Linked DNA regions of Homo sapiens: regions 1 and 2 are each linked to region 3. Evidence: chromatin loops called from intact Hi-C (ENCODE). Cell type or tissue: A673. All regions are shown on one strand. Region 1 has its middle 140 kb from the start of DNAJC10. Region 2 has its middle 120 kb from the start of DNAJC10. Region 3 overlaps PDE1A (phosphodiesterase 1A).

What was found. Peaks named below come from ENCODE experiments on the same cell type or tissue, not always from the same donor. Only the 100,000 strongest peaks of a DNase experiment are listed, where the experiment ranks them.
Region 1: a loop joins it to region 3, with 6 times the contacts of the local background. A loop is called at or near these places in 4 of 110 quality-filtered maps.
Region 2: a loop joins it to region 3, with 2.9 times the contacts of the local background. A loop is called at or near these places in 5 of 110 quality-filtered maps.

What each region holds. Positions count from the first base shown.
Region 1 is chr2:182,573,435-182,581,434 of GRCh38, forward strand. It overlaps a transcript of PDE1A not described here. Among named protein-coding and RNA genes, the nearest start is that of DNAJC10, 140 kb to the right of the region's middle. In A673, no CTCF peak of the experiment used is centred here; DNase peaks (open chromatin) are centred at 4,147 and 4,597; H3K27ac peaks cover 2,802 bases.
Region 2 is chr2:182,588,345-182,596,344 of GRCh38, forward strand. It overlaps a transcript of PDE1A not described here. Among named protein-coding and RNA genes, the nearest start is that of DNAJC10, 120 kb to the right of the region's middle. RefSeq lists an enhancer at 3,405-4,037. In A673, CTCF peaks have their summits at 3,296 (motif pointing right) and 4,920; DNase peaks (open chromatin) are centred at 5,177 and 6,097; H3K27ac peaks cover 756 bases.
Region 3 is chr2:182,181,757-182,189,756 of GRCh38, forward strand. It overlaps PDE1A (phosphodiesterase 1A), which reads right to left. Exons shown (of 15, transcript NM_001363871.4): 11 at 7,223-7,304; 12 at 4,712-4,832; 13 at 4,136-4,323. Among named protein-coding and RNA genes, the nearest start is that of PPP1R1C, 200 kb to the left of the region's middle. In A673, a CTCF peak has its summit at 4,584 (motif pointing right); a DNase peak (open chromatin) is centred at 4,585; H3K4me3 peaks cover 232 bases; H3K27ac peaks cover 1,057 bases.

The sequences.
Region 1 (8,000 bases), 390 kb after region 3:
CTATACTAGTCTCTTCAAAAAGCTAATTTCACAGGGAAAAACAAACGAGGGGCTATCACTAAACTAGGACAGAATCTAAAGGGACGCAACAACAAAATGCAATGCAGGAATCTTAATAGATCCTGGTTTGAAAAATTTGTCTATTAAAGACATTTAGGGGACAGATGATGATATTCATATATTAGTGAGGAATATACGACATTAGCAAATCGTTAGTAATTTCTTAGTTATAATGGAATTGTAACTATGTATAATTTTGTTCTTAGGAAATGCAGGCTAGAATATTTAGGTAAAGGGTGATGATCTCTGCAATTTATTTTAAACGATTCAGCAAAAATATACTTTCATATAATATATAAAATTCTAGTAATATCAATCGGGGTTCTCTAAAGGGACAGAATAGGATATATATATTTATATATTTATATATACATATGTATATATATTAATATATATACATATGTATATTTATATATTATATATATTAATATATACATATGTATATTTATATATTATATATATTTATATATTTTTTTATACACACACACACACACACAAACATATATATATACGGAGTTTATTAAGTGTTAACTTACAAGGCCCCACGATAGGCTGTCTGCAAGCTGAGGAGCAAAGAAAGCCAATCCAAGTCCCAAAGGTGAAGAACGTGGAGTCTGATGTGTGAGGGCAGGAAGCATCCAGCACGGGAGAAAGATGTAGGCTGGGAGGCTAGGCCAGTCTCTCCTTTTCATGTTTTTCTGCCTGCTTTATATCCGCTGGCAGCTGATTAAAAGGTGCCCATCCAGATTAAGGGTGGGTTTGCCTTCTCCAGCCCACTGACTCAAATGTCAATCTCCTTTGGCAACACCCTCACAGACACACTCAGGGTCGATGCTTTACATCCTTCAATCCAATCAAGTTGACACTCAGTATTAACAACCACAAGTCCAACCCTTGTCAACTTGAACCCATACACATCTCCTGAGATCATACATAATCTTCAAATAAAGACAATAATGTCATAATTACACCTCACATAATACAACTACCCTTTGTACAACCAGAAACGCACCAATCCCCAACCCAAATACTATTACATAAAGTTAACAATACTTAAATGCTGATATGAAGTTGATAAATCTTATGTCAAATGATAAAGAAAAAAATATTTTCTTAGTACAAGCGTATACATGCACAAACATGTTTTTAACAAAAGGAGGAAATACTCATGACAATCACAGTCTACGTTTTTTTTGTTTGTTTGTTTTGTTTTTTGAGACAGAGTCTCACTCTGTTGCCTAGGCTGGAGTGCATTGGCACAACCTCGGCTCACTGTAAGCTCTGCCTCCAGTTTCAAGTGATTCTCCTGCCTCAGCCTCCCAAGTAGCTGGGACTACAGGTACACACCACCATGCCCAGCTAATTTTTGTATTTTTTAGTAGAGACGGGGTTTCACTATGTTGGCCAGGCTGGTCTTGAACTCCTGACCTCATGATCTGCCCACCTCAGCCTCCCAAGGTGCTGGAATTACAAGCATGAGCCACCGTGCCTGGCCTGAGCCACCACTGTGCCCAGCCTACAGTCTCCGTTTCTGCAGCTGGTCACATGGTTGTAGCTGGTACTGATGACTACCTTCTTCTACGACCCATTCTGTATTCCCTTTGCTTTAAGCAAGCACCTCAGCAGGTCATGGTTTTTTTCCTGGTGGAATGATCCAAACCTTCATTCCTGAGGGGTCTGAGACACTTGTGGTCCTGCCTGGATTGGGCTGTTGTCGTTTCCCATTGACCTTAATCACAGAGTATGATAATACTAAAAGACACCCTAATTGATCTCCTGTATTCCACGAATTCTCTTCCTTACCTCCATTGTGGAGGAGTACACTGATTTCATACTGATAGTCTGGGTCAATCACCCCAGCCAACACTATAACTCCCTTCTTAGCCTGTTGACTTAAAGATAGGAGGAGCCCAAAGTGTCCAGGTGGCAATCTTAACTTCTAGTTTAATGGAATAATTGTTGTGACTCCTGGTGGCAATGTTCCTTCCTCTGGAACTAAGACCTCTAGGCCAGCAGAACATAATGCCACAGGAACAGGAAGCAAAAATTTTGCTAGGGGGTGATGGTGAGTGGTGCCACTTCCACTTCTGCCCTTTGATTCCTGGACCCATGAATCCTGGCTATGGGAGAAACAATACCAGGGTCTGCCAGCCTAGAGGTCTTAGTTCCAGGGGAGGAACGCTGCCACCAGGAGACACAATTATTCCATTATGTATCTATATATATATAGATATATATAAAAACTTAATACTACATATAGTATTAATAATATATTATATATTATAATTATTAATAATTAGTATTATTAATTATTAATTACTTAGTCTTTGCTCCTCATCTTGCAGAGAGCCTATTGTGGGACCTTGTGATCATATAAGTTAATACTTTATATATATATAAAGTTAATACTATATATAGTATCATATTATTATACTATATATAGTATTAATATATTATAATATATATTATTAATACTAATACTAATTAATTAATTAGTACTATATTAAGAACACACTAGGTGCTGTATATACATTATCTGATTTGCTTTTTAAAAATTGTGATAAAATGCATATAACAAACTTTTTTATCTTAACTACTTTTGAGTGTACAGTTCAGTGGCCTTAATAAATTCAAATTGTCATATAATCATTACCACCATTCGTCTACAGAACTCTTTTCATCTTGCAAAACTGAAACTCTGCACCCATGAATCCAAAAGTCTCCATTCCTCTTTTCCCTAAGCACCTAGTAACCACCCTTCTACTTTACGTCTCTATGAATTTGACTACTGTAGGTACCTCTTACAAGTAGAATGGCACCATATTTGTCTTTTTATGACTGCTTGTTTCACTTAGCAAAATGTTCTCAAGATTCATCCTTGTTGTAGAATATGTTAGTATTCATTTCTTTTTAAGACTGAATAATATTCCTTTGTATGTATAGGCCACATTTTTCTTATCCATTCATCTACCAACGAACACTTGTGTGGCTTCCACTTTTCTGGCTATTGTGAATATTGTGGCTATGAACATCAGTGTACAAATATTTCTTCAAGATCTTGCTTTCAACTCTTTTGTGTATATAAACAGAAGTGAAATTGCTGGATTATATGGTACTTCTAATTTTAATTTTTTGAGGAACCACCATACTGTTTTCCACAGTGGCTACACCATTTTATATCCCGACCAACAGTACACAGGGGTTCCAATTTCTCTAAATCTTGCCAAAATCTGTTATTTTGTTTTGTGTTTTTTATAGTAGCCATCCCAATTAAAGCCATTAAAACCACTGATATCACCAGTAGATAGAAGATGGTATCAGTGGTTTTTATGACTTCAATCGACATTTCTGTAATGATTGGTGATTATAAGCATCTTTTCATATATATCTTAAGTAGAAAAATGTCTCTTCAAGTTTTTGCCCATTTTTATTTGGTTGTTTGCTCTTTGTCCTTGCATTATAAAGGTTATTTATATATTCTGAATATTAACCATATCAGATATACGATTTGCAAATATTTTTTCCAATTCCATGAGTTGCTTTCTCTATTGATTGTATTATTTGATGCACAGAAGTTTTTAATTTCAATGTAGTTTAATTGATCATTTTTTCTTTTGCTACTTGATTTACTTTTCATATTACTTTGAGAGATGTATATTTTAGCCCAATTTTATACAGAAAGAATCTGAAGCTTAGAATATAATTAACTTGGCCAAGTCTACACTACCATTATGAGGTGAAGCCGAGTTTCAAATTCAGTTCCATCTGACATCTCTATAAGCCATGCTGCAGTACTAATTTAAATATTCATATTGTTACCAAATTAAGAATAATTAATTAGAATAAACTTTCTGTCCCATCCTGAATTTGCAGATTTGTCAGTTCTACAAATATAGAGTCTGATTAAATTGATTAAGAGAAACTCTTTCCCCCAGATGGCAAAGCTCGGACAGCCAGATGTCTTAGATATTGTATTCTTTGACATGTGAACTGCTTAGAAACAGAGAAAGATAAATAGTCACACAAGACTTCTGACAGAATGTCACTGTTTAGAATAACTAAAGCAAGAGGTGAAGGGGTCAAACATGATAATCAGGGAATGCTGAATGTGGCAGCAGGTCCGATGTGTGAGATCACCTCTAAAATTGCACTCATAGAATTGCATTCATAAAATTGCACTTACAGAATTGCCAAAGAGAGTTGGTAGAACCTTCTCAATAGGTAAGAGCAGCCTGGCCAACATAGCAAAACCCCGTCTCTACTAAAAATACAAAAATTAGCTAGGTGTGGTGGCCCGTGCCTGTAATCCCAGCTACTCAGGAGGCTGAGGTAGGAGAATCGCTTGAACCTGGGAGGCAGAGGTTGCAGTGAGCCTAGATCTCACCACTGCACTCCAGTCTGGGCGACAGAGCAAGACTTTGTCGAAAGAAAGAAAACGGAAGGAAGGAAGGAAGGAAGGAAGGAAGGAAGGAAGGAAGGAAGGAAGGAAGGAAGGAAGGGACGGAGGGAGGGAGGGGAAAGAGCAAGGAAGAATTAGTTAAAATTTAAAAATTAAAAAGTGTCTTTGCACAAGGACCAGAAAGAAGGCTTTTCTTTTTCCATTTTCTGAACCATGAGCTTTGGTCTAGAAGAAGCCCGAAGTCATGAGCCAGCCTAAATCATGGAACCTCTATAATAAAGCATAACATGGATCTCTTTCCTTCTAAACTCCCTTCTACTCTTTGGCAGGAAGCAAATTTAAGGGTCCTCTTTTATACCTTATGTATCTATTAAGCTTATCATCTGAGTTTCTTACAAAGCAAATTTAAGGGTCCTCTTTTATACCTTATGTATCTATTAAGCTTATCATCTGAGTTTCTTACAAATTTTATTCCAAACATAGGAAACAAAATAGAGACCTAAAGCTTCTAACATTAAAAAGGCAATATTTTATGATTTCAAAAAGAAAGTCTATATTATTAAGGTTTAAATTAGTAAAGTTTTGAATAATGTGACCTGGCAACATCTATTTTAAAATATTCATGTACTTTGACCAACAGATTCATTTTTTCATAAGCTTATCATTTAACAGCAAAGAGGACAGGGGCCCTGGAAACAAACCAAAGTTCATCAGTAAGGGAATGGTTGAATAAGTACATTTATACAATAGAAAAGTATACTGCTATTTAAAAAATAAGCTAGCTTTTTTACATGAACCTGAAAGAATGGTATTTCCACTCCATGCAAACAGTAAGTTGTAGCAGTGTACATAGTTTTGCCCTATTGTGAGCTCAGGAAAGGGCAAGGAATGGTAGACAGTGAGGTGCTAACATGGGTTACTTTAGGCCTGAAGGAAGGTTGAAGGGAGTATTATCAGCCTCTTCTTAGATCTCACATGGTGACCTTGTTGCAATAACAAAGTACTATTATATAATTTTTTAATCTAGTAAAGACAAAATTCTGAAGTTCTGCTCAACAAATACAATTTGTAAAGTCAAGTTTTAGGCAATGGAGTTGCTTCTCTTTCTTTTTCCTAAAAGACACTTAGTTATCTATTCACACAAAAGGGAAAAACAAATGTTTTCACCTTGAGTGAAGTGAATAAATAACCTGAAAACAGTTTTGAAAGCTCAGAGCCACTTAATTCTAACTTGATTATAACAGGAAAACAGTGAGCTTAATGTATCTCAAAATAAACATGCTACAATGGATTTAAGAAATACTTATTAGTTGACCATCTCTGCTGCTGAATGGGGCTGACCCCAGCTCTGGAGTCAGACTGCCTGGTTCAAATTCTGTCTGCTACTCACTTGCTTGCTACGTAGCATCTGACTCCTTATTTATTCTCTCTGTTGGCCTCCCTTTGCTCATCTATAAAGTGGGAGGTCACTCCCTTAGCAAGGTGGCAGGCATATAATACATGGACAATAAATGTTAGGAGTTAGGCACTCTGCTATAGAGTTCAGTCCCTGCCCTTAAGTAGCTCATAGCAAAGCAGCGAGACAAATATCTAAAAATTAGCAAGAAACACAGCTAATGAAGATTTCTTCTGCAAGGGATCAGAATCATTTTCAGTTCTCCCCAAGTGGCATGGTCTGCAGCAGCTTGAAGATCAGCCAAGGGCTATGAGTATATAGAGCCACTTTGACTGTCATTGTTGGCATAAGTCTGAAAGGAGAACAAGTTTGAAAGACGGGGATAACTGTTTTCCTGTTTTCCATCATACCTAGAAGCAAGTACATGGTATGCCCAAAAAAAAAAGGAGAAATGAGCATTTTAAATCTAAATTACTTTCATATAAATTATTATAATAAAGTGGTATACACTTGTATAATTTGGACAAAAGAATGATCATTATAGGACTAGAAGAAACACAAATGGAGGGCATTAATTCCATGAGAACAACAAACAGTGAAAGAATGTCTAGCTAACTCTTCTTGTCCCCAAAAATGCTATCAGCACATATTTCACTATAGCTGATCATGAGCAATGTGACTTCATTAAATGCAGATAAATACACAGACCCTGTTTCCATTTCATTCAGGCTAACAACATCTTCAAAACAAACTATAACTACTCCTTTGATAACTAAAATAAACACACAAATTAATCATTTGAATTTCCTAAATTTGCCTTGCTTAACAAGGAATTCACTGTATCACAGAGAACTTCTTATGGTTGGATTGTGTTGGCCAAAATGGTATATTGACGTCCTAACCCTCAGTACCTCAGAATGTGACCTTATATTAATTAATAGTTTGCTGGGAGTACCATAACAAAGTACCACAGACCAGGTAGGAAGTTTAAATAACAGAAATTTATTTCCTCACAGTTCTGAAGGCTAGAAATTTGAGATCCAGATTGGATTCATCTGAGGCTTCTCTCATTCGCTTATGGGTAGCTGTCTTCTCCCTGAGTCTTTACACGGTCTGCCTGCTGTGCCCGTCTGTGTCCAAATTTTCTCTTCTTATAGAGATACTAGTCATATTAGATTAGTGCCCACCTGCTCACTTCATTTTATCTCTTTAAAGACTTGACTTCCAAATATAGTCACAATCTGAAGTGCTGCAGGTTAGAACTTCAGCACTGAATTTGGGGGTGGAGAGCCAGGGGAAACAGTTCAGTCCATAGCAAGGTTGAGAAAGATTTTACTATAACTTAAATGGAAGACTGGCTTTCAGTCAATCCATTTTCAATGTACTTAGTGCCACTGTAAGTACCAGGAATAACGTAGGTTTTTAATTTAAATGTATTACTAAGAGCCAAGGGATATTTAATAAAGGTGCACTTCCTTTTAACAGCATTTGTAAACATCCTCTGCTTGACACCGCTCAACAATGGCCTTAGTCATATAACTTCATTACTTATCTTTTGGGAAGATAAGTAATTTTTGTCCCTTTTTCCCCATTATTCCACATAAATTACATGCCTTGCAAAAAAATGATCTCCCAGCTGCAAAATATATATGCCTCTTTTCTGTATCTTGTCACTCTTACTCTCCCAGTCTGAAATACCTTACCATCCTACAGCTTTCAGTATTGCTGACAATATCAGATAACATCTAATAAGATAACCATAGCTGTTGACCACATAGGCAGTCATCATTTTCTTCATAAATTGAGTCTGATGACAATAAAACAAGTGATTTAAAGTTGTACCTGCTAGCTAGTTTTAATTATACCAAAGCAAATTTTAGTCCCTGGAAGATACCTATTTTCATAATTGTTGCACAAAGTCAGTGAAGACCATCCTATCTTCCCCAAAGACCTGGTAAAGAAAAACTAAGGATGTTGGAGTAGTCTCACAGGTTTAATTCTTCAAGTGTAGACTCAGACAAGAACAGAATTGGGTACAAACCTCAAACGGCCTCATGGAGACTCTCTCTTGCCAAAGAAAATAGCTGCAGACTCTCTCAGCATGCAAAAAGGCTCTGTGCATTCAAAAGATAGCACCCATATTCT
Region 2 (8,000 bases), 410 kb after region 3:
TTGTCCATTGATCTTTCTCTCACAGGTGAACAAAAAGTTCCTGTAGTTTTAAATTTCCATAAATTCTGCTACATTTTAAATTCTGAATATTTAGAAAGACTCTAAAGTGCTGGAGAAATTAACCTTCCCCTGAAACTCTTATTACTTCTGTCTAAATTTTCTCAGCAAAAATACACTCAAATATCACTGCAGGTCTTAAAAATGAACAACCATATGACCCTTTTTCATATTATCTGTCACCTCATATTTAAAAAGTATCTCATCCTTTCTAAGTGGTCATATCTGAATGTCTAATTAAGATTATAAAACCTATTAAAGAAGGTTAGAACTGAATTCTTTTTTCCTCACAGTATTTAAATTTTTAAAGATATTCAACAAAAGGTAATCATTAGGTAATAATTTTAAATAATAATTTTTAGCCGGGCGCTATGGCTCACGCCTGTAATCCCAGCACTTTGGGAGGCCGAGGCAGGCGGATCACCCAAGGTCAGGAGTTCAAGGCCAGCTTGGCCAACATGGTGAAACCCCATCTTTACAAAAATACAAAAATTAGCCAGGCATGATGGCGGATGCCTGTAATCCCAGCTACTTGGGAGGCTGAGGTGGGAGAATCACATGAACCTGGGAGGCAGAGGTTGCACTGAGCCGAGATGGCACCATTGCACTCCAGCCTGGGCGACAGAGTGAAACTCTGTCTCAAAATAATAATAATAATAATAATAATAATAATAATAATAATAATAATAATTTTAATGATCTTTTGACACAATTATATTGTTTTTTTTAACTTAGCAAGACTGGGCCTGAAAGAGAAAACAGAAGGAAAGATAGCAGAGGAAGAAGGGAAGAAGGAAAGGAAAGAGGGAAAGAAAGAGAAAGAAAAGAAAAAAAGGGGAAAAAAAGAAAAGAAGGAAGGGAGGGAGGGAGGAAGGAAGGAAGGAAGGAAGGAAGGAAGGAAGGAAGGAAAAAGAGGTATGATTGATGTAATTCATAGAAGCTACAGTGTGACAATCTCCACTGAGATTCAGAATCAATGAATAGTGTGCAAGTGTAGAGATTCCCTAGCCCAAAAGATCAAATCCAATCTGAATGAATATAATAATACCCTTAAAGAAAGATGTCCATTATGACTTGGTGGAAGATATGAAAAAGCAGGGGTATTCTGTCACAAAATCATCTAAAACAAAAATTCAAGGAGAAAAAGAAAACTAGAAGTGCCCATCCAAGCCTCATCCAGGAAAGAAAGCATTTTAGCCAACTATACTTAGAGTAATGCAATCCCACGAAAAATGCTCTTCCTGTCAGGGAAACGAGTACATCAGGCTAAAGAAATTTGTATCTATCTAAATCTCACTGCTCTGATTCTGATTTCAGATGGATGTGCCTACAAATCGAGAATACTCTCATTTAAGAATGCTCATAAATATTGATATATTAACATTTCTATTCCATACATCAGTCCCACAAGCCTGGTCAATGGAAGTCCATCATACCAGTGGTTAACATACCCACCTAGAGTTACTACACCAGATTTAGGATAACATATACTTACTAGTATAATAATCAGCCAGGCTTCCTCCAGTGGACATCCTAACCACGCTATTAGCTTTTGGTGCTCTCCATTTGAAATTTCTACAACTAAAACTCGTCCATTTCTTGTCAACATTAAGCAATATGTACAAACCATAAAGACAAGTTATAGGTGTCCTTTCTGGATGTTCTTCCATCATACATAACTCCCTCTGTGTGCTAGATTCTTTAGTAAGTAGTGGAGACGTAGCATACCCACCTTGATATAGCTCACAACCTGGCAGAGGAGACTGAAATGTGTATAAACGTAGTTAGGCATGGTGGCTCATGCCTATAATCTCAGCAATTTAAGAGGCTGAGGCAGAGGGGACTGCTTGAGCCCAGGAGTTCAAGACTAGCCTGAAGAACAAAGTGAGACCCCCATCTCTGCAAAAAATTTAAAAGTTAGCCAGGCATGGTGGTGCCCGCCCATAGTCCCAGCTACTCAGTAGACTGAGGTGGAAGGATCTCTTCCACCCAGGAGTTCAGGGCTGCAGTGAGCTATGACTATGCCACTGCACTCCAGCCTGGGCAACATAGCCAGACCCTGTCTCAAAAAAAAAATGTGTGTGCACATGATATAGTATTAAAAACACTATAATGGTGCTTTGTGGGAATGAAATTGAAGCAAGTGGAGGGGGAACTTAATTCTGCATGCAACTCAGTTGAGAGGGATCAGTTCTATAATTTAAATAACCAAGAGACTTTACCAAACATTCACCATTTTTTTCATAAAATAAAAGCAATGATTGCAGAATTTGTACTTATAGATGTTCTAACTGATGAACGACTACCCCAGATATTTTATATGCAAAGATTTCCATTAAATATAGGGAAAACCTGGTTCTGAGAGGAAAATATATCTGTTACGTAAAATTGAGAAAAGCATGTGACTCCCATAGTCCCATTTATTTGCACCCACTAATTTGCACTGGAAATGACTTGCCTACTAGCGAAACAACTCAGTTGTGTTCTCACAATTGGATCTAAGACATATTTCTAATACCACCCACAGTAAGCAAGCCCTGTGTCTATTTTTGCTCACCATTGTGTCCACAGGAACTATAACAATGCCTCATACATAGAAGATGCTCAATATAACCTATTGAATATACAAAACAAATATTTAAGAATGCCAGTAGTTCCTTAAGATACTGGGTGGATCATCAATGTGTTAAAAGGTTGAAACTGGACCTATTCTTTTTAGAACTAACCTAAACAAAATTAGTCATGCACAATCATTAGGATACTTTGATAAATATAAATACTCCCTAATAATGAGGGGTAGATAAGGGCCATAGGTCTTCATTCTCAAAATTTCTTAGTCTACCAGGTGTTCTATTACAATAAGTGTAAGTCTCAGATCAAATTCTGTGACACACTCAAACATATATTAGCAAGCAGGCACAAAAACAGTTAAGTCCCAGTTATCTGACCTCTTGGGAACTCCAACTATCATGTTCCATCAAAGATTCATTTGAGAGAATTGCAGCAGTATTCTGGCAGCAAGAGTCAGCTAAATTTCTAGTCAGAACCGGGTGGCAGAATCCTCAGTTAATGGCTACACATGGGACCAAATAGCATTCTAGACCTGGGATACCACCCTGATGGGTCTAGGCTACGATTTCTCAACCTTGGCACTACCAATATTCTGGGTTGTGTAATTCTTCATTGCGGGTGAGTGATGAGATTTTATACATTGTAGGGTTTTCCACAACGCCCTGGGTATCTACCCACTAGATGTCAGTAGCAGCCTCTCCCCCAAGCTGTGACATCCAAAAATGTCTCCAGACATTGCTAAATATTTTGGGACAGGAGGTTGAGAGGCAAAATCACCCTAGTCAAGAACCACTAGTCAAGCCACCTGGTTCACTGGAAATTTAGTCTCTTTTTAAATTAAGTCAGTTGTGCCTATGCAACATTTCTAACCAATTCATACATCTTGAGCATTCTCATTCCACCAGTGAAGAATCATTTCTAACATTGCTTACAACATAATTAGGACACCTACCAGTGCTCATCAGAAAGCAAGATATGAGAGTGCTAGTAGCAGGTGCCTCTGAAGAGTGCACTCCTGATTAGATTCTTTCAAATGCTAACTAACTGCTTGTGGTGGGTGTATGCCTGATTAGAGTATTTCAAATGTTAACTAACCATCCTCTGACTTCAAATCAAATAAACACTTTTTCTCTAATTTCGATGCCAGCTTGGTATTGCCCCCAAGCACCTCAGAGAAGCAACCACTGGAAAGCTTAAGGCTAAACTCTCAGGAAAAAAGTGATAAAGCTGATAGCAATAATGCCAATAACTTAAACACAAGCATACATGCTGTAATCCTACTGCCAGAACAACTGAGATGTAGCATGCTCTACAGTTTCTCTCCGAGTTTCATCCAACAAAAATGATTTTGCTCATGCACAAGCATATTCATTATAGCAGGTGTTCAGTTCAAAGAATGAATTATGGGCAAAAGTTTTGCAAGTATATAAATATTTGAGTATTAAGATTTAAATGGTGCTAGATTCCTATATCCACATGGGGTGCATTTACACTTGAACTTGGTTACGTATCTTCCCAACACCAGCTTCCATGACTGAAAATTAAGAGGTGGTTTTAGATTATTTCAATTTTGAACTGAGTAAAAGTATGATTATGCTGACAAAAGACAGCTACTCCCCATCCAGGACTGGATATTCTGGAGATGTTTTCTGCATACAAAATACAGGAAAAAAAATAAGGACAGGGCAAATCAAGTGAATCCAATGAAATAATCACAGCCACATGGAGGTGTTTTGGATAAATTATACTCCTGGTCAGGGTGGCAGAGGTTTTATGCCTGACACAGAAAGAAAAAGAAAGAATGAATCAGAAAACAAGTCAAAAAAGGAAAAAGGGTAGTTGATACATTTGTCAAAACAGACATCTCTTTCACACACACTGTTGTGCCTCTCTGGACAGTGTACTTGAATCTGCTAATCCACCCAGTTAGGAACCGAAAGCATAAAACGACGAGGTGACCCAGAGGCCTTACCCCTAAAGATAACTGTGAATGCCAAGGATGGTGCCCACCTAGAAGGAGGTTCAGTTGACCCTCTCAGAAGAAACAGGAATAAATTCTACCCAATAATTAAACGTATCTACACACAACACCATTAATGTACACTGATTGCTTAGGAGACAGTGAGAGTTCTATGCCCCTGAGAGTCTTCCAGGGAAAAAGACTGGGCACAAGTGTTGTTAAAAACATAGAAGGTGTTATCTACCCAGAAGTGTTAAAATCATTACTGTACTTGCAGTGTCATCCCCAAACAATCACAAATAGGTTAGCTCTTTTTGACTTCCCTATCACCTGCTGGTGGAATTTGGGATCAAACCTAGGGATTAAACTGGGCAAGTCTGCACTTGAATCCAGTTATAGTTTCCTTTCATTACTAAAGAATCAGAGAACAGATATTGTCAAGAATACTAACAGAAGAGCACTGCAGTTGAACCAGAAAATTGGGAAGAGATTGGCAGAGATCATATAGAAGCCCCATCAATCCACTACTGTTCGAATTAAGTACTCAGGAAATCTAGACTAGTAGATAGGATAATGTGGTTCCACTTAACATAAGGACAGAATAATCCCTCCTGATGAGTCAGACCCGTGGGAGGGAATTTGTGTTGGATTTGAAAAAACTCCTTTGGAGTTTCTGCCAAGCAGCATCTTATACTAAAAAGATATATAATTATGTAGAGTGACTAATTTACTTTTGCAGACCCCTTACATGTTACATGAAATAAAGTCTTCTGTTTACCTGTTTGTCTCTACCACTGGGACCATGTCTTACAGGACAGGGACTGTGTCATCTGCATTCTTTTGTCTCTGTAGTGTAACACAGTATGAACACCCAATAAAGGTCTTTTGAGTGTTGAATAAATAGGCAGACAAGTCTTTATGCAGAAAAACTAATAGCATCTGCATATTTGAGTATTCCCTTGTGTGATTCCAGGCCATTTGTGAAACTTCAAATAAAACTGTCTTGAAAATGCATGGGCGTCACTTCTTCTATCCAGAAGTAATTTTTATCTGTTCCCTTTGTTACTTATATCTGTTTATTAGTAATTAAACTTATAAAAGGGCCCTTAAGTCTAGAAATCTAATATAACCATAGATTCTTTTTACTTTATAAATAAAAAGACCTGCTGAAATAATAAGGTGAGATTAATTCTTTTCAAAGCCTATATCATGGTTTATGATCTAAATATATTTTAAACAACCTAGTCCTAAATTTTTCATTTACTTTTAACACTCATGTGCATTAAATATAACCCAAATGATTTATTTATTTCTAGATTGCCAAATGTGAAGATAATACCATAAGCTTACAACTCTCTAATCTAAAATGTGGACATCTCTAGATAGAGTCTAAGTATGGCACTTTGCACAGCGTATTTCTTGGTAAAGATTTAAGCAATTGTTGAAGATCTGTGCTGTCTCCTTTCTAGTCCTCACAGCAACTCCTACACAGTGACTACTGAGTAGTACTCCTTTGTGTTAGCAGCTGGCTTCCTTATTTCAATATATTTTAAGAAACCTCTAAGTTGCAAACTAAAGCCCTATTAAGGCATTCCTCAAATTCTTTTTGACTAATCTAAGATCTAGTTTCAACATGACATAACTTTTCTTTGTCATATACAAGTCAGATATTAAATGAACACAAAATGAATTTCCAAAAATAATTTATAAAAGATACTGGCATTTTTATAGGACCACTTCTTGTATAAAGGTATTTAACTCGACACTTAGTCTTCTGACCTATAATATGTAACAGCAGGATTTTTTAAAAGTTGTTTTTAAGCAGGCACGGAGTCCAACTTATTTAATAACTCATTTAGCACAGAGATCTACCATTCAGAATGGATGCTGGTGGTCATAACACTGGACCAGGTCCTGAACTGCTCCTTCATGCTCCTTATTAGTTTCTGGATAATGGGAGGCCTGGGTGAATTGCAGGGATTCAATGGAATGGCAGTACGGGGCACTCAGGTAATTGAGGCAATGGCTATTTATCAATTATTTAGATTTTTGCAATAATTTAACAACTGTGCATAGTTAGTGGTACACATTCATATAAAATAAGCCCTGTGGTAAGCCTTTTTGTTACTTTTTTTCTTCTAGAAAAGAAATGGACGATAAAGACAATTGAACTAAGAGCCGTTTCACTTTGAGGAAGAGAGTATCCTATTTCACAGTGTTCTCAGGGATTAGACATAATCAATTTAAGCAAGGCCTGAAGCTTCTGCAATTGAGGAAGAAAATGCTTTTTAAGAAAAAAACATATTTCTTATGCAAATTTTACAAAAAACAATAGGACTATATGAACACATTTCTAGAGTTCCTCCCAGAGGACCTAAAGCTCCAACTTCATTATCATCACTAAATCCTCCTCTGCTGATTGTCCAAAAGAAACTGCACAACTGATTGACTCTTTCAAAGATTCTCCTGTGCCCAAAATAAATTTTAACCCTAGCAAACTGAGAAATTTATTAAAATCCAGAATTAACATTACACGTCACATTAACTGTGTTTTTATATAGTAAACAGGAAAATAAATAGGTCAAGGCTGAAAATGAGATAATATATGCTTATTTTCTGATCCTACTCAATCGTTTTCAACTTGGCCAAAGATTATTCTTATAGCTTAGAATGGGGAACTCTATAGCACCCATAAGGCTGTCTCTTTCTCCCTCTGAAGTCTGTGTTTGAAATTCTTTCCTTATACAAATTGCTATGGACTCACTTCAAGCACCAAACTAAAATTCAGCTTTCTCTCGCCATCAGGTGGATCTCTTGATATGACTTGCTGGTGGGTGAGGGTGATTTGTCTGCTTTCATCTGAAGGAGGAGGACTACTATTTTGACATCCGGAATAAAGATTAGGAGGGTGAGGAGATGACTATAACATTGGCCTCCTGTCAATGCTTATAAAATAGAAGTTCTCAACCCTCATAGCACAGTAGAATCAACTGATGCTAGGGCCCATCCAGACAGATTAAACCAAAATCTTTGGGGTTGAGGCAGCAGCACTTTTAAAGGAGTAACTTAAAGTAGGTGATTCAAGGTGAGAAACACCACTATAAATTTATAGTACAAGCAAATAAAGTCAAAAGCTAAAACAGCAACAACAACAACCAACCTTTGTTTCATAAGGGAGTATTTGAGACAGAACAGGCATAAGGAGTGTTACTTAAGTCTCTAAAACAAAGTCTAATCAAGTAAGGTACATTCTTTGGTACGCTGGACCAGGCAGCTATGAAAGTTCAAAGAGAGTGAACACATGGAGTGAGCATGGGTGTTTTGCAGCAAGCAGCTGCAGGCAGAGCACTGACAAGCAGCCCTTCAGGCAAAGGGGAGTCCGAAGAGCACAGAGTGATCAAGACAGTGTTCA
Region 3 (8,000 bases):
CAGAGATGCCCTGCCCAGTGAGGAGGAATCTAGAGAAGCAGTCTGGACACAGCCGCTTTGCTGTGTTGTGGTGAATTTTGCTTAGTCCAAACCTCTCAGTCTCCTTCACACTGTCAGGGGAAAACCGCCTACTAAAGCCCAGCAGTTTGCTTATTTTGTGCAACACTGTGTCCTTCATTCCTGTGGTGATTAGTTAAATTTTAACAGTTTTATACTGTTCCATAATATGTACATACTACAGTATATAAATCAATTTTACTGTTTTTTACACTTTATTTTGCAGTCATGAACAATGCTGCTGTGAATATTTTAGACATGTCTTTGATGCATATGCACAAAAGTCTCTCTGGGGTAAAAATACAGAAGCAAAATTGTCGAGAAGTATGGCACATGCATCTTTAAATTTCCTACAGAATGCCAAATTGTTCCATGAAATGATTATATAATTTTACCTATATACAAATAATGTGTAAGAAAACCAAAAAGCCTGGCATCATTTTTGATTCTTCTCTTCACTTTGTTTCCTACATCTAATCTGGTAACAAATCCTATCAGTTCAGCTTTCAAAATATCTGTATATCCAGAATCCAATCTCTTTTTGCTTACCCTCCTTCTACTCACACATACTGCCACAATCTTTACATATCCAGAAATTATAGACCCTCTCAACCATTACTACTTGGTCTAAGCTCCCATGTGTCTCCTGGGTTATGAACAACAGCCTTCCTTCTGATCTCCTTGTTTCTATTTTTACTACCCAAACAAAAGCACATTTTCCATTCTGTAGCAGAGTAATCCTTTTGAAACCTCAGTTCAGATCAATCAACATTTTTTCTCAAAACTCTACATTTGGTTTCCTGTCTTTCTCGGGCCAAAACCAAAGGTCAGGCACCACATTCCCCACTCATCACATTGCCTACATTATTCCCACTTGTCCAATTTCTTCCTGCTTCACTGCCCTTCTTGTTGTTTCTGGCATGTCAGGCAAGCTTGGCCTCCTAGATAATGTGGTAGCCAATCCGTTTTAAAAATTTGTTAACACCCACCCTCCCAGACCTCTCCATCATTCTCTTTCTAACCTCCATTGTGTATTTATTTAAATTATTTCTTCCTCAGTGAAGGCTTTCCTTACCAGTTTACTATATAGAAATTATCCCCAATTTCCATAGTAATTAGATTTTCTTAATCTGGTAATGTCTTTATTTTTCTTTATTTCTGAATAGTTTTGCTGGATTTAGAATTCAGCATTAGGGACACCCCTAGTTTCTATATAGTAGCCCTATAACCCTTATTTCTAGAACACATGGCAGAAACATAAATAATATAGTAATAACAGCTAACTCATATAGCGCTTAGTACTCTAGACACTTCTAAGCAAATTATATTAATAAACTCATTTAATTCTCTTAAAACCTATGGTGAAGAGGAATACTTCCTGCTATAGTGATGTAAAGAAGTCGAGTTTTTTCTCTTCATGAAAAAGCAAGTGTAAAACTGGACAGCATTAATAAAAACAACTATTCAATGACTCTGGAAATCAACCAAAGGGACATAATAATTTGAGAAACATTTATTCTTAAAAAATTGTTGGACATTCAGGTAAAAACAGCAGGAACCTGTGACCTTCTTGCCTGAAGTTACTCCCACTCCTCCATCTTCCTCTCCAACTCTGACCTGGGAATGGAAGCAAAAGCCAACTTTCCTGTTGGATGTGGTAGAATCAACTTGGAATGGGAAGGCAGCAAATAATTCTGGTTACTTGAATATAAAATGGTGAATCCACTTAGACTAGATGAGGAGAGCCCCAAGCTTTGTCAGCCTAGGGTTGGGGTCCAAGTTGGGGTAAAGGGTAAACCAGCAGGATTTAACAGAAAAACCCTAGAAATTAGAGAGCCATAGAAAGGCCATTTATAGTCAGTTTTAAAATTGATTTCAAAAAATTCAAGACAAGTTTTTTAAATATGTTTTTAAAATTAAAGAAAATAATCTTGAAGAATTAAAGGAAAATATGCTAACAATGAATGAAAATATAAAATATCAACAGAGAAATAGACATTATAAAAAAGAACCAAATGGAAATAATAAAATTGAAAAAAGTAGCTGAGATAAAAAGTTAATTCAGTGAAATCAACAGCAGGATTGAGGTGGCAGAGAAAGAAACAGTAAACTTGAAGATAAATCATTAGAAAGCAGCCAATCAAAAATGAATGAAGAAGGAAGGAAGGAACAAAAGAAGGAAGGAAAGGAAGAGAAGAAAGAAAGAAAGAAAGAAAGAAAGAAAGAAAGAAAGAAAGAAAGAACAATTAAAGAAATTGACAGAGATCCAGAGCATCCAGGACAATTTCCAGAATCCTAAGTTATGCATAACACAATCCTCAGAAGGAGAGAACAGAGAGAAAGAGGCAGAAGAAAAATATTGAACAAAATGACAGAAAGCTTTCTAAATTTGAAGCAAATTATTAATTTGTGGATTTAAGAAGCTAGTGAACACTAAGTAGAATACTGAAAAAAAAAAAGACCTAGATATATCATCATCAAATTGCTGAAAGTCAAAATAAAGTCTAGAAAACAGAAAGAAAAAGATAATACTCAGTACATACAAGGAAGCAACAATACAATTTATTTTTGGCCAACACTATCAGAAACTATGGAAGCCAGAGGCAATAGAATTACACATTAAAAGTGCTAAAATAAAAAAAAATCATTCAACAATTCTAAATCAAGTAAAATTATTCATAAATAAAAGTAAGATACAGACATTCCCAGATAAAGAAAATCTAATTGTTTGTCAGTATAACTGTGTTATAAGAAAATACTTGAGAAAGTACTCCAGTGTGAAGAGAAATGATACCAAATAGTAGCTCTGACACACAAGAAGAAATGAAGAATATCATAAGGGTAAATATGTGAGAACATACAAAAGATTGCATATACGAATGTGTGTGTCTGCCATCTGTCAAGTTCTGCAGGAATTAATGTGCTATTTTTGGCTCTCTGGTCTATTCCCAAGGCCCATCTTATTATCTCTATATCACAGCCACACTAAATTTATTACTTCAGTATAAGAGTAAATTTTGATATATGGCAAGTGCTCCCACTTTATTATCCTTCAGGAGTGTCTTGAGTATTCTTAGGTATTTGCAATACCATATAGATTTTAGGATCAATTTCTTAAATTCCATGAAAAATGTATTGGAATTTTCACTGGAAACATGTTATATTTATGGTTGACATTTGGGATAATTGAAAACGTTTCAATATTGTGTCTTTCTGACTATAAATATGATTTAACACTCTATTTTGATCTTATATTATCCATTTTAAGAAAAGTAAGTTTATTCCTGAGTATATTAAAGCTGCAAAAAACACAAGGAAAAAATTTCTGGCTGAAAAAATAACTACAAAGACCCTGGAGTATTTTAAGAAACTTCCAAGAGGCCATTGTGCAGGGAGTGTAGTGTATAAGGGAGACAGAGCTGTGGGAATGAGTGTGAGAAGAGGCAGGGGCCAGATCTGGATATGAAAGCTAATTCCTGCACGAAAGATAATAACTGTTTGAATACTAACTCACAAACCTACTAAATGGACTAATTAATTTGAAGCAGCTAATATGTCAGAAATAACTGTAGCTACCTTCCCATGCGATTGCTGTGGTGGTTGATTACTAATGATTTCCCCAATTCCTGTCTAAATTCTGAGTCAAAAAAGCAACTTAGTGAAACAGAAAAAAAACACACCCAAGTCTCTGACATGAAGTGATAACACACTTAATGCAACACAAAAGCCACTTACCAAGTAAAATCCAGGCTGGAAAGCACCTCTACGAAAGCACAGGAGTTTATATGGTACCACAAAGTTTTGTCACCATTTCATTATCTCATCTTTCAGTATCCAGTTTGCCAGCACCCACTGACACACAGATCTGCAGCCCATGTGGCACAAACAAACCAGAACCTCTTTTTATCTAATAAATGAGCCAACTTTCTCATGAATGATCAAAGAGTAGCCAAATTCCCAATACCATCAAGGGCTTACATATTCTATAGAAGAAGAAATCTAGAAGAAGTAATCCAAACTCTTAGAGGAGAAGTGAAGACAGAGAGAGATGGCAGTAAGGCCTCATAAACAACACTACCTTGTGCAGCTAACTCTTTCCACCTCTCTTTGTTCTGCTGAATGATGTCCACCAGGTTGTTCTTGAAACTCTTCAGGTCCACTGCTGCAAGGGAGTAGTCTGGGGAATAGGACCCATCACTCATGGAGCCTTTTGTATTTGATCGTCTTAGTGCATCAGCAATGTGTAACCCCACAATGGTGGTTGAGCTAACAGTAACAACCAAAGAAACCAAAAAACACCATCAGGATATGGGGTGAACAAGGAAAACCTGAAAAACTTTACAAAACCGACTAGAAAAGCAGGATAGTAGATGCTCAGTCCCAGTTCTGAGCACGTGGCAGCTGCTCATCTCCTTTCTCTCCCTCCCCACACTGGATTCTCCTTAGTACACACCTTACTTAGTATTTCATATTTTGTGTATTAAACTTCAGTTGTCAAAGGCAGATGCAATATAATATAAAGCCACTAGGTGGCAATACTCCCTAATAATTCTTGTGAGAATTCTCTGCCTAGATGTGAGAAATATAATCATTAAGGAAAGTGTTACTAAACACCACAAAGATGAAAAATAATGCAAAAAAGAAAATATCATACCTGCTTGCCACATAGGAAGAAGTTTCGGCTTTTGAGGCTTCCTCTATAAGAGGAATAACAATTTTCTCTGTTGAGTCTGTCAGAAGAGAAAATGTTGGCTCTACTATGAAATCGATGAAACCTACAAAAGCCAAAATGAGAAGAGAGAGAGATAAATTCAAGTGTTACAATTTCCTGAATTCTGAAATCAGAAATAATGAAGAGCTTCTGACAATCCTGGGATAGCAAGAATCAACTAAAATATTGGTTCTGCTTACCCTTTGTATTGTTTTAATCTAATAACAGTCTTTAGAGATGGTTTAACTGCTCTATAAAATAATACTTGAAGCCATGGAAGTGACACAATTTAAGCTTGCTAACTCAAGTATATTGGCTTTTCTATTTACTATTCAGCCTTATATAATATACGATTGCTAACAATACATTTAGATCCAATGAGAGTGACTATAGTTTCCTCTCTCAACACCAGGGATCATTATCTTTTTTGAAAGCACATCATGTGCATTTTGGATTTTATTCTTTACTAACAAGAAATCATATCTAAGCTCCAAAGAAATTAAATAATTGAAGGTTTTTCTCAGGTAACAGGAAGACAATTACTTTTTGTTTCTTACTATATCAGTCAGAGCTTTCTGCCAGTGTGTTAATATTTCAAATTGTTGTTTATTATTCTCTGGATGTAAAGTGTTAGTTCACAGCATGTGTGTGTGTTCTGTCAAATCAGTGAAGAGAAAAGTAACATCTCTGGGAGACAGCATTAATCCCACCACTTTGAGATGTCAGTACTGAATGAAGACTTTTACATTTAAAGTACTCATCAAGATAGAAAATGACACACAGAGAAAAGGGCATTGTCCTCTGGGAGCATTTTCCATCCCATGTTTAGGCAGAGGAGGAGACAACAACCTATTCTAAGGTCTGTGTACATGGCAATATCCCAGATCCCAGGACTGCTGTGGGTGCCTCAAGTCAAGAATTGTTGTTGGAAACACTTCTGAGAGCAATGGACTACCACCTGAATATAGGAGAATAGCTGGAGGTAGGCTTTTTAAGTGATAATGTCCTGTAAATATGCACATTTAAAGATTGTCCATCAGATGCTTGGATAAAAGTAATTCACATTTCAAGTAACTGGATTACTTATAGTATATAATAAGGCACATTTTTAATTTAATAAAACTTCAGTAGTTTTAATGGATGCCTTCAAGTTAAATCAGTGTTAATTGACCACCTAGGGTACTATTTTAAGTTCTATGTTCTTTTTTTGTTCTTTTTTTTTTTTTTTTTTTTTTTTTGAGATGGAGTCTCACTCTGTTGCCCAGGCTGGAGTGCAGTGGTGCAATCTCGGCTCACTGCAACCTCTGCCTCCTGGGTTCAAGTGATTCTCATGCCTCGGCCTCCCGAGTAGCTGGGATTACAGGTGCATGCCACCACGCCCGGCTAATTTTTTGTATTTTTTAGTAGAGACGGGTTTCACCGTGTTAGCCAAGATGGTCTTGATCTCCTGACCCGAGATCTACCTGCCTCGGCCTCCCAAAGTGCTGGGATTACAGGCATAAGCCACTGCACCCAGCCAGTTCTATGTTCTTAAATGCCTGAGATGTGTAGACTGTCAACTGGGGCATCACCTCTACTAACATGGCAGCAATTTGCATTACAGCAACAAGCCTCAGAAACTTCCATTCTTAGCTTGCCACATCAGGTCCTTAGCCTGCCACGTTTACACTTACTAAGCAAGGATAGGCACCTGTGTTATGGTCTCTAGAAAAACAGCTGTTGAAACTTGGATGGGAAGGGGAAAAGGTCAGAGCAGGCAGCTTTCCCCAACGCTTTGTGATGGGTGGTGCTGGAGCATAACTACACAGCTAAGAAGTGATCCTTGTGTTTATTGATCATATTGTTCAGTAACAAAAATGCTGGCTTAGGGAATAATTATTACAAGTATTTGAGCCATGCAACACATGTTTTAATAATGGACTGGACTTGAAGTCCCCAACACAAATACAGATGATAAGAATGAATGTGGTTGGGAGCATTATCATTTTGCAAATTTCCTGTTGTTGGTTAATCTATTCACATCATGACAGAATATTTTTCCAAATGAAATGTGCACTACTATATTAAGCATACCATGGAAACTTAGTGATAGAACAAGTGCACTAACATTTTCATTGAGTTGACCTATATATCTAAAGAATTAAATTACAGAAAACAATAATCAGCAACAAAACAACATAAAATGGTCTCCCACACAAGAAAATTTTATATTTTGTAAAAGGATTACAACCACGATAACAATTACATTTACTAATGTTGCTTTATTGAATTCATTTTGTGAAAATGCTTCAATAAGTCTTATTCAGCACCACATAGATCCATTTAAAAATCAAATATATCATGAATATGGAGTGAGGTTTTCATGCAAGTTACCCCTTTGAACAACATCGTTTACCCATTTGAAAACTGACAAGCACACACTCACTTTCCACCACCACAAATCATCAGAATTACCTATTTGTGACTGGGCCACCATGGTTGACTTCCGATCACAAAGTGGGGAAAATGGAAGCCCTAATTCAGCTTCTTTATCTCCCTGGAGAAAGAAAAGCACATTAATATAGACTTGGGTTGGAGAAGCTAAAATAATGAGCAACCTAAGATATAAAGCCTAGAAAAGCCACATCTTTCATTTCTTAATTAGCAATACTTTTTTCTTATTTATAAAACCAAAAGCTATGGTCCAAGTTTATATAATTTTTCTTGGATGGTCTCCATTTGGGGACATTTTGCAGGGAGAAAAATGAGGAATGTTTTCAGTACCTGGAGACTTTGCTTTGGCATTACAATCCCTTGACTTTTAAGAAACAAACATTTGCTTTTGGAATTTTCCAAAGTCACCATAAAATAACTAGCCATCTTATGTGTTATCTGACATTTAATTAACAATCCAAGTTAATTTATTTATGCCAAGTATATCAACAGACCTTTACTATCAAAATTTTGTGACGGAACTGTTTTTCAAAATTAAAAGTATATGATGTGAAACACCTTTCTATCCATTAACCAAGTTTTATTAAATCTTCCACAACATATAATGAGGAATTTCTTCAACATTCTTACATTCAGTGTGCATAAACTTATTTTAATGTTTTCTTCTCAGAGAAAATTGAAATATCAATTTTTTTATTATTTGATCTCATCTAAAATAGATTAATTGAGCACATATGTTAAAGAATTCCATTTATATTGGGGTTTTACTTCATGAGAAGTAATTAAATTTTCATCTTCT